Linked DNA regions of Homo sapiens: region 2 is linked to region 1. Evidence: chromatin contacts called from ENCODE POLR2A ChIA-PET data. All regions are on one chromosome and are shown on one strand. Each heading gives the region's core, a stretch centred on a gene start or an enhancer-like site at or near the end of the contact. The rest is flanking DNA. Distances are from core to core; before and after follow the strand shown.

The links. ChIA-PET counts read pairs that join two places held with the same protein, here RNA polymerase II (POLR2A).
Region 2: POLR2A ChIA-PET joins it to region 1 with 10 read pairs in naive thymus-derived CD8-positive, alpha-beta T cell. The contact joins the promoter of ARHGEF2-AS2 here to the enhancer-like site in region 1. POLR2A ChIA-PET finds 5 or more read pairs at or near these places in 2 of 52 experiments (WTC11 and naive thymus-derived CD8-positive, alpha-beta T cell).

What each region holds. Positions count from the first base shown.
Region 1 is chr1:150,648,559-150,653,690 of GRCh38, forward strand. GOLPH3L (golgi phosphoprotein 3 like) reads right to left here. Exons shown (of 5, transcript NM_018178.6): 5 at 1-190. Among named protein-coding and RNA genes, the nearest start is that of ENSA, 22 kb to the left of the region's middle. Within about 2 kb of position 1,918, at least 5 of the 41 ENCODE cell types and tissues checked have a DNase peak (open chromatin) inside an H3K27ac peak, as active enhancers do.
Region 2 is chr1:155,975,399-155,980,139 of GRCh38, forward strand. It overlaps ARHGEF2-AS2 (ARHGEF2 antisense RNA 2), which reads left to right and starts at 3,241. Exons shown (of 3, transcript NR_183460.1): 1 at 3,241-3,296; 2 at 3,922-4,057. ARHGEF2 (Rho/Rac guanine nucleotide exchange factor 2) reads right to left here and starts at 3,149. Exons shown (of 22, transcript NM_001162383.2): 1 at 2,967-3,149. The coding sequence starts at 3,029. RefSeq lists enhancers at 524-783, 926-1,427, 3,754-3,823, 4,285-4,741, 4,294-4,343 and 1 more and silencers at 3,144-3,303, 3,364-3,413.

The sequences.
Region 1 (5,132 bases), core at 668-3,167:
ACACTATCTTGAAGTTTTTTCACTAGTCGCTGTTTCTCTGTTGTATTGGTCACTGGATGAGTAGTCATGTCAAATAGCAGGAAATTCTGCTTCTCAGTGGTTAGAATACCTTTCTCTACTAGGTTCTTTGCGATGCGCTCTCGTACATTTCTCAGCTGGTACTGTAATTTGAAGGGGTTCCAGGTCTCACCTATGAGAAAAAAGAAATAGGACATAATGAACTGAAAGAGAAAAGCAAAATGAAACATGTAGTTGTTTGGAAACTTGAATGGCTAAAATGTTTAAAAGCATAATCTTCATTCCTCAATTCATTTAATCCTTAGTCCTTTATAATCTGGCTTTGACTCCAACCACATTTCACATTAAACCAGCTTCAAAAAATGTCACCAAGGACTTCCATATTGCTAGAGCTTATAGACTTTATTTCTGTTCTTATGTGACCTCTGTGACACTGTAATTATTTATGTATTTTTCAAATTCTATTTAGGACACCAGTCTCTCCCAGATGATTTCTACTCTATATTGTGGAAGTTCTATTTGCTGGTGAAGCTAAGAGGACTGAGGTTCCCTACCCTATTTGTAGAGCAGAAGCTCTATCCCAGGCCTGGTAGGCTGACAATATTTAGACTTCAATTGCTCCCATTCCAGCTTGTTCGTAGATTAGAGATTCTGCAACAGAAAAGGCAAGTCAAGAAGACCAGGGGCTAACACCTCTTTCCCCCAGCACCTACTCATACAGCAGGTGGGTATCACTGTAGGAGAAGTGGGCCCTTGTGCAGAAGTTCTGCCCAGGAGGGAAGGAAGGCCTGAAGAATGAAGAGCTCCAAAGCTCTGCCTGAGAGGACTGACTTTATTTGGAACACAGTGTGGAGAATTCTATGCCTAAGGGTGTTGAAAACCATAGAGATCTTGGTGGAGAGCAATTACAAGGTGCTGCTAGCTCTATGGCACTGGTATGACAAACCCAAATGGCAAAGCCTCCAGAAGTTTAACAGGCAGAACCAGAGAAACAGAAAGCCAAGAAAAGTCCTTCTGGAATCATGACCAACACTGGGGGTTGGGAAGACTGTGTGCTTGCACCAGGCTGCACCCACTCAGGAGCAATCAGAGCAGGACGTGGGGCTTGACTTGAGAGTATTCCCCAGACCACACATAGATCTATCAAAAAAGGGTGGATGCTTCACTGGCACCAAGGGCTAAAGCACAACCACTGAACCAACACTGGCTGAACAATAAGCTACCCTAACTCAGAGGCAACTCCTAGAAAGCTAAGCTTAAAAATAATAATAATAGCCGGGTGTGGTGGTACACGCCTGTAGTCCCAGCTACTTGGAGGCTTAGGCAGGAAAACCCAGGAGGCGGAGGTTTCAGTCAGCTGAGATTGTACCACTGCACTCCAGCCTGAGTGACAGAGTGAGACTTCATCTCAAGAAATGAAAAATAAAAAATAAAAATAAAATTAAAAAAATCACATACATCCCTGGTGTATGTCCAAGGATGTACTCTCTCCGAGAAGAAATCAGAGAGGGAACTTCCAAGCTGCTAGTTCCTCACTGAATGTGGGGCAAAATGTAAACTCCCTGATTTGTGATGGCTATGTCAAAATCACACACACATATCCAACAGTAAAGGATAAAAAAATTTAATTGGCTAAAAGGTCTTAAGCACAACCTTTGACTAATAAGTGGCTTCTACTGACCCACTGGCAACACACAGGGAGTTAGGCCAAAAGATAAAAACAAGAAAATATGAGCAGTGACATCAGAGGCTGCACACTACAAGAGAAACAGACTTCAGAGAGCTGCTGCAGGCAAGTCACTAAGGAAACAAATTACCAAGCAAACAACACAATCAACCTCTAGTGGGAAGGAGAAACCAGTATAGCAGGTGTCCCCAACCCCTGGACCATGGACTGGTACTGGTCTGCAGCCTGTTAGGAACCCGGCTGCACAGCAGGAGGTGAGCCATGGGTGAGTAAAGTTGAGCTCTGCCTCCCATCAGATCAGCAGTGGCATTAGGTTCCCACAGGAGTGTGAACCCTATTGTGAACTGCACATGGGAGGGATCTAGGTTGCATGTTCCTTGTGAGACTCTAATAAATGCAATGCACTTGAATCATACCGAAACCATCCCCCCGTCTCCCACCCCAGTGGAAAAACTGTCTTCCACGAAACCTGTCCTGGTGCCAGAAAAGTTGGGGACAGCTGCAGTGTAGTATCCAGAGTTGCACAATTATCTAAAATGTCCAGTTTTTGACAAAAAAGTATGAAGTATACAAAGAATAAATTGTGACCCATTGACCCATTCAGAAGAAAAAAAGCAGGCAATGGAAACTGCCTTTGAGAACGCTAAAATGTTGGACTTTACAAAGACTATAAAGCAGCTTTTATAAATATGTTCAAAGACCTAAGGGAAACCATGACTTATCATATAGAGAATATAAATAAAGACAGAAATTATAAAAAAGATCCATTTAGACCAGGTGCGGTGGCTCACGCCTGTAATCCCAGCATTTTGAGAGGCTGAGGTGGGTGGATCATTTGAGGCCAGGAGTTCAAGACAAGCCTGGCCAACATGGCGAAACGCCATCTCTACTAAAAATACAAAAATTAGCCAGGTATGGTGGGCACCTGTAATCCCAGCTGCTCAGGAGGCTGAGGCAGAGAATCGCTTGAACCTGGGAGGTGGAGGCTGCAATGAGCTGAGATAGTGCCACTGCACTCCAGCCTGGGCAACAAAGCAAGACTCCATCTCAAAAAAACAAAAACAAAAAAACCATTTAGAAATCCTAGAGTTTAAAAGTACAACAGACTGGGCATGGTGGCTCACGTCTGTAATCCCAGCACTTTGGGAGGCTGAGGCAGGCGGATTACTTGAAGCCAGGAGTTTGAGACCAGCCTGGCCAATATGGTGAAACCCTGTCTCTACTAAAAATACAAAATTAGCCGGGTATGGTGGTGTGTGCCTGTAGTTCCAGCTACTCAGGAGGCTGAGGCAGGAGAATCACTTGAACCCAGGAGGCGGAGGTTGCAATGAGCCAAGATCACACCATTACACTCCAGCCTCAGCGACAGAGCGAAACTCAAAAAAAAAAAAAAAAAAAAAAGTACAACAAACAAAATGAAAAAATCACTCAAGGGATCCAACAAGAGATCTGAGCTGGCAAAATAAAGAATTAGCAAACTTAGAGATCAAAGAAATTATGTAATATGAAGAACAAGGAGAAAAGAGAATGAAGAAAAATGAACAGACTCAGAGAAATATAAAGTATCATCAACTTGATGAACATACATAAAATGGAAGCACCAGAAGGAAAGGAGAGAAAGAGGCAGAAAAAATACTCAAGAAAGTAATGGCTAAAATCTTGCCAAACGTGATGAAAAACACTCAACCACACATTGGAGAAGTTCAACAAACTCCAAGTTGGATGAACACAAAGAGACCCATATCCAACATCATAGTAAAAATGTTGAAAACCAAAAATAAGTGGAAAATCATGAAAGCAGAAGAGAAAAATGACTTATCACATCACAGTGGAACTTTGTAAGCTTAATAACTGACTTCCCATTAGAAAAAATGCAGGCCAGAAGAATGAGTAGACTTATTCAAAGTGAGGGTAGAAACTATTAGCCAAGAATCTTATAACTGGCAAACTATCTTTCAGAAATAAAAGCAAAGCAGGTGTGGTGGCATGCACTTGTAGTCCCAGCTACTCAGGAGGCTGAGGCAGGAGAATCACTTGAACCCAGGAAGTGGAGGTTGCATTGAGCTGAGATCGTGCCACCGCACTCCAGACTGGGTGACAGAGTGAGACTCTGTCTCAAAAAAAAAAAAAAAAAAAAAAAAAAAACCCTAAAAAAAACAAAACAAAAATGAAGGCAAAGAAAAATTTCTAAAAAGGAGAAAAAATAAATACATTCCTAGATCTGAAAGAGTTCACTGCTAGCAGACCTGCTTATAAGAAATATTAATACTAAAACTAAAGGGAAGTTGTTAAGGCTGAGAGCAGGACACACTAGACAGTAATTTGAATCCACGTGAACAAACAGTAAAAGTAATTATGTAAGTAATAAAAAAGATGGTATAATTGGATACTTCATCTCAACTGATTTATAAAGCAATTGCACAAAACAATATTTATATAATTGTTATTGTTGAGTTATAATTTTTAACTTTTTAAACTTTTGCGCAAGGTTATAACACATAGAAATGTAATAATAGCACAAAGAAAGAGGGTGGGAAAAAAGTTGTGTTGAAGTAAGGAAAATGACAACAGATGGTAACTTGAATCCACAGGAAGAAATGAAGAAAACCAGAAATGGTAAATAAGGAGGTTAATATAACAAACTCTATAAGTATATATTTGTGCTTTCTTCTCTTCTTTAATAATTACAACAATGAATTGTTGAATTTGTAACACATAGAGATGTAATACGTGTAACAATATTGGCATGGTGGGCCCATGCCTGTAATCCCAGAACTTTGGGATGCCAAGGTGGGCAGATTGCTTGAGCCCAGCAGTTTAAGACCAGTCTGGGTAACATAGTGAAACTTTGTCTAAAAAAACAAAACAAAACAAAAAACAACAACAACAAAAAACCCAAAAGCCAAAAAAACAAAAAAAAAAAAAAAGAAAAGAAACATATAGCAATATTAACACAAAAAGAGGGAGAGGGAATAGAGTTATATAGAAGTAAAGTTTCCTTGGAATTAAACTTGGTATAAATCTTTTTTTTTTTATTTTTTTTTTTTTTTGAGACGGAGTCTCACACTGTCGCCCTGGCTGGAGTGCAATGGCATGATCTCAGCTCACTGCAACCGCTGCCTGCCGGGTTCAAGTGATTCTCCTGCCTCAGCCTCCTATGTTAGATTTACTGGAGAAAGACTTGAAAGCAACTTTTTTTTTTTTTTTTTTTTTTTGGAGACAGGGTCTTGCTTTGTTGCCAGGCTGGAATGGAGTGGTGTGATCTTGGCTCACTGCAGCCACCACCTCCCCAGCCCAACTGATCCTCCCATCTCAGCCTCCTGAGTAGCTGGGACTATAGGCATGTACCACCATGTTCAGCTAATTTTATGTTTTGTAGAGATGAGGTCTCACTGTTGACCAGGCTAGTCTCAAATTCCTGGACTCA
Region 2 (4,741 bases), core at 1,991-4,490, 5.3 Mb after region 1:
TCTAGGCCCCATCTAACCTCCTGCAAGTCACTCAGTGACTTCCCTAAGCTTTAGACTCCCTTCCCCTATCCTCACTTCTCCCCTCCCCCTCAACTCTCTCCCTAACCTCCACGACCCCTAGAATTTTTGTCTATGTCCCCAGAAGCCTCAGCCACCAGGAGGACCCCCCATTCTTCCACTCTCCTCCAACACCGTCAGCCCTCTCAGCTCCCTCCTGGGCTCCCCCAGCTCTCCTCTCCACTGCACTCCTAGTCCTGCACACAAAGCCAGCCACCTCTCCATTCCTCAGAACAAAGAAATAGTCGCTCTGCACACTCCCCACTCCACCTGCCCACCACAGAGATTCCAAGGGGACCCCCAGCCTCCACAGCCATCCCTGGACCTCTGGTCCCTGCTTGGCAGAAAAGGACCCTTTGTTCTAAGGGATATGATGGTTGGGGTTTGGGAAAGGAGAAAGGGAAGAACAGGGGACTAAAGAGAGAAAGGGGACCTGTGAGGTTTGGGGCTTGTGGAGGTAGGAAGTAGAGCAGAGAGAACAGAGGAGGTGGAGGACTGAAGACAGCCTGGGAGAACAGAAATGGAGTGAAAAGAAAAAGGAAGCATGGAGGGGGCTACACAGAGAGATCCTGTGAGGATGGGACAGAGAAAGGGGCAGGTTAAACTTACATTCCTCCTCCTAGGAGGAGCTCCCAGGGAATGAGGCAAGGAATGGGGAGGGGCTGAGGTGTCAGGGCTTAGCTGTGACCCATCCCCCCAAGGAGGTAGCAGGGGACACCATCTTCTTCAAATAATGTCTTTTCCAGCGGGTGCCCCTCTACTTCCCACCACAGTATAAAAAGAAAGGAGACAGCTGGTGTGCTGGGGGGAGGGGGAGAGGGGATCCAGGGTTTGTTGGCTAAGAACCAACTCCCCCTTCTGTAACCACAGTTTTCCGGAGGTGGCCCTCCCCTTCCGACCGGCCCAAACTGACAACCACCCTTCTCCGGTGGCCTCTTTGCCCTCTCAGATCCACCCACTCAGCCCCCGACTCCCTGCTGCCAGCCAGATTCCCAAATTACCTGCCCCACACAGCCAGCCCCCATAGTAGAAAGAAGAGCCAGTCCCCCCACCACCAAAAACAAAAACAAAAACAGAGCATGAACACCCAGATGTCTGACGTCCCAGCTCCCCACAATAATGGAAAAGGGATCCCAGTAGCTACCTGCCCCCACAGAACCGCTCTCTATACCCCCTAGCCAGGTCTTCCCCCAACCAGCTCCCCCATGGCTTTCCTTTTTAGGGTGGAACCAAATTTCTGCGGTTTCAAAAAACCTCCCCCGCCCCCCTTGGCTCTACTCCAGGGTCTCAGCTCAAACGGTTGAAAAAATAAACAGACTTTTGGAGCTGGGGCCTGGGCTGGCGCAGGCTGTGAAGAGCCTGTCTGCCACCCCACTGTTCCACCACACTTCAGCCACCTCACCCCGGCCCTCTGTTTGTCTTAGGCCCTACTCGAATCCCCAGTTGCTTTCCAGATAGCAAAATCTAATCCCAACCCCCTAAGGAAAGTCCTTTTAAAGCTGCTTTCCCTGGCCCTCCACCCCCAACCCAGGATGGAACCTCTGTCTCTCCCAGTTTAGCATCAAGACAGGTAGCCTGGCTAGGAACTACCAGGGAGGTGGAGGGGAGGGCTTTCCATCACCCTTAAGGACTCCTAAGGGGTACTGCTCCCTTGGCTGAAGTTGGTGATCAGCATAGGCTGGCACCAGGGTAGTAGGGCACTCAGGTTGGAGAGAAGCCAGAGATTAAACCAACTCTGGGCTGGGACCTGTCCTTTCTGATAATGGGTACAGTGCGGGGGCCCCAAAGGAGCTGGGAGGTGCTGTCTGCAGGCACCACCTTCCTTTCAGCTCTGACTTATTCACCTGCAAGTCAGCTTCATCATTTCCTGGGGTCTGGGTGTGGAAAGGTCAGGGCACTTGGGAATGGGGCTGGGTACAAAGGCAGGGATAAAGGGTACTTGGAGAGGAGTGGCCAAGAGGTCATGATGGGGGAGGCGTGTGGATAATTATACACCCAGACTCATGAAATGCTAGGTGAAGGGACCCCAAGACGAGCAGATAAGAGAATGAGAGCGCTGGGGGAGGAGGAGGAAGGGCAGGGAACACAATGCATAGTGCCAGGTGTGTCAGCCTAAGGGTTTCAGGTTGGGAGAAGGAAGAGCTAGGAGGCTGGCGGGGCAGATAGGGATGGAGGCCCTATGTTCCAGGCAGAAGGGCTCAGGATGGAGGAAAGGAGCCCAGCTACACAAAGACCTCTGCTCCCTTCACCTAGAGGTGATGGTTTGGGGGAAGTAAGCCGTCCCTCGGCCGTCCCGACCCCAGCCACCCGCCCACCCAGAGGGGAGAACTGAATCACAGCTGGAAAGTCCATTTGCGAGGAGAGGAGGAGCTGACTTTTGTCTTGGAGGGGTGGTGGTGGTGGTGGGAGGAAGCCGGGAAACCACCCCCTCCCGTCCCCTCCGCCGGATGGCGGGGACAAAGGGGGAACGACCAAGCCAGCGATTGGGGAGTGATGGGGGGTCGCCACGCCAAGCCCAAGCCGGTGGGGCCCGGGGTGAGAGGAGGTGCCGGAGCTTCCACCGCCCCCACCCGCGAGACACACACCTCCCTCTTCCCGCTCCGTCCCTTACCGGAGCAACTTTCTTTCAAGCGGCCTAAAGCACTCGGTCCCGCCGGCTTGGAGGCGACCAAGCCCAGGTCCGCTCCGCTCCCTCCCGGGATCCCAGCACCGTCGCGTCTGCCGCTCCCCCCACCCCTACCCACTCGCTCGCAGTCCCCACCCACCCCGTCCCGCCGCTCGCCGATCCACCGCTCCGCCCGATTTTGGCGCCCAGAAAGCAGGCGGGGAGACAGGAGATGCACCGCGGGTGCCGGGGTTCGGGGAGCACCCGAGGACCGCGGCGAAAGGAGAGGGGTTTCCGAGCCCACCTTGCTCGCCAGCTCTCTGCTCCGGTCGATCCGCGCCCGCGTGAGGGATTCGATCCGAGACATAATCGGACGGGGGGACCAGGGAGGACGCGGCGCGGACCCCGGCGTCCTGTATTGTTGGGGGAAGGCGGGGGGAGGGGTTCGGCCCGCACGCGTTGGTCTCGGGGACAGGAAGTCTGACTCCCCTCGCCCGGCACCCAGCACCAGTTCCTCAAACCCGAGTCTCCTCCCCCGCCCAAGCTCAGGAAGGGGGTAGGCGGAGCGGAGGGAGGGCGGGGTGCCCGCGCGCAGGACGGGACGCCAGGGTTTGTGTGGGGGCAGCTCGGAGAGGTACGAGGGTCCTAGGACAGGTTTGAGAGGCCCCTCTGCCTATTTCCCCTCCAGCGCCTGGGGGCGCCCTCTAGCCCCAGAGACCCGCCTCTTAGCTCTTCTTTTCCTAAAACCCAGCCCCGCAGCCCTCGCCGGACCCAGGTTGGCCCTTTCCCCTCTGCCCTCCCCTTCTTCCCTTCTCCCCTCGCCCTCCCTTTTTCCCTCCCCTACTGCGTTACCTCAGTCTTTAAAGACCCGCAGGCAGGAGAATTCCATCCGCCCCCAGCTCTTAGAAAACCCAGGACCAGTTCCTTCCTGGCCTTCGGGGTCCCATCAAAGCAGGCCTGAGCAGACTGACCCCTTTTACGATTGGGGGCAGGGGTGGCCAGAGGGAGAGGAAATCAAAGGAGAACTAAACGCTGGATCTTCAGTACACGGGAAGGGTAGGATTCACTCCCAGAGGTCGAAGAACAGAGAGGAGAGAATTCTCCCACATGCCCCACCCTTCTGGGGCCTTCCTGACCCCACTCTGCCCTCCTCCTAGCTCCGCCTCTGCCAGCTACTTTGGGGGACTAGGTTGGGATTCTCCACTTTTACCGAAGGCCTTCCATGTGTCTAACTGCAGTTCTCTCTGTTGCAAGTTAAGCCGGAACTGAAAGACCAGAAACCAGCCTGCCCTAGTCAAAGAAAGTTAGGGCCCAACCAGCCTCTCCCCAAGAAGCAGGGTAAGGTGGGGCATTCATCTCTCTGGACCCTTTTCCCCAGCCTGAGCCAGCCTTTGGGTGAGTTTCCTGCTATTGGGAAAATTCCTCCTCCAGTCTAACTATGATCACTTACAGTGAAGTTCATTTCTGCCTCTCAGGGTCTCCCATTTCTCTGGAGAAACCAGAAGCACAGAGAGGCCTGGGACAGAGCCTTCGGTTAGCAGGGTCCTGCCTGATTCTGGCCCCAAAGGGCGTGGGAGAAGAAGGGAGGGAGGGGAGACCCAACCCAGATCCAGCAGTTCTCTGCCCTGGCTCAGCAGTGGGGCCAGGCTGCAGGTTTCAAGCCCAACTCAGCACTCTTGTAGGTGCCAATTTTAGCCTCTGCCACTATTTTTGGGCTCCACTACCTCACCACTGGCTGAGCTGGTTGGGCTCCTCACCCCCAGCACTACCCCCACACTGCCCCTCCGGCTTCCCCTCCTTCCTAGCAACTCCTTCACCTCCTTCTTCACCCATTCCCCTGTTTAGAATCCTTAAATAGCAAAGACCAGGAAAAAGGAAGAGGAAATAAACCGTGCCCAGTTCAGGCTGGATGGACATTAGAAAGCAGGAAGGACTTCCCCAGGGCCACAGCTTGTTCTTCCTGGCTTGCACCTGCCAAGTATACCTACGGGGAGGGTGTAGGAACTCCCCCAAACCAAGAGGCCTGAGGCTCCTGGCCCCAGAACTCCAGACTCACCTCCCCTGAGGTGGGCAGCCAAG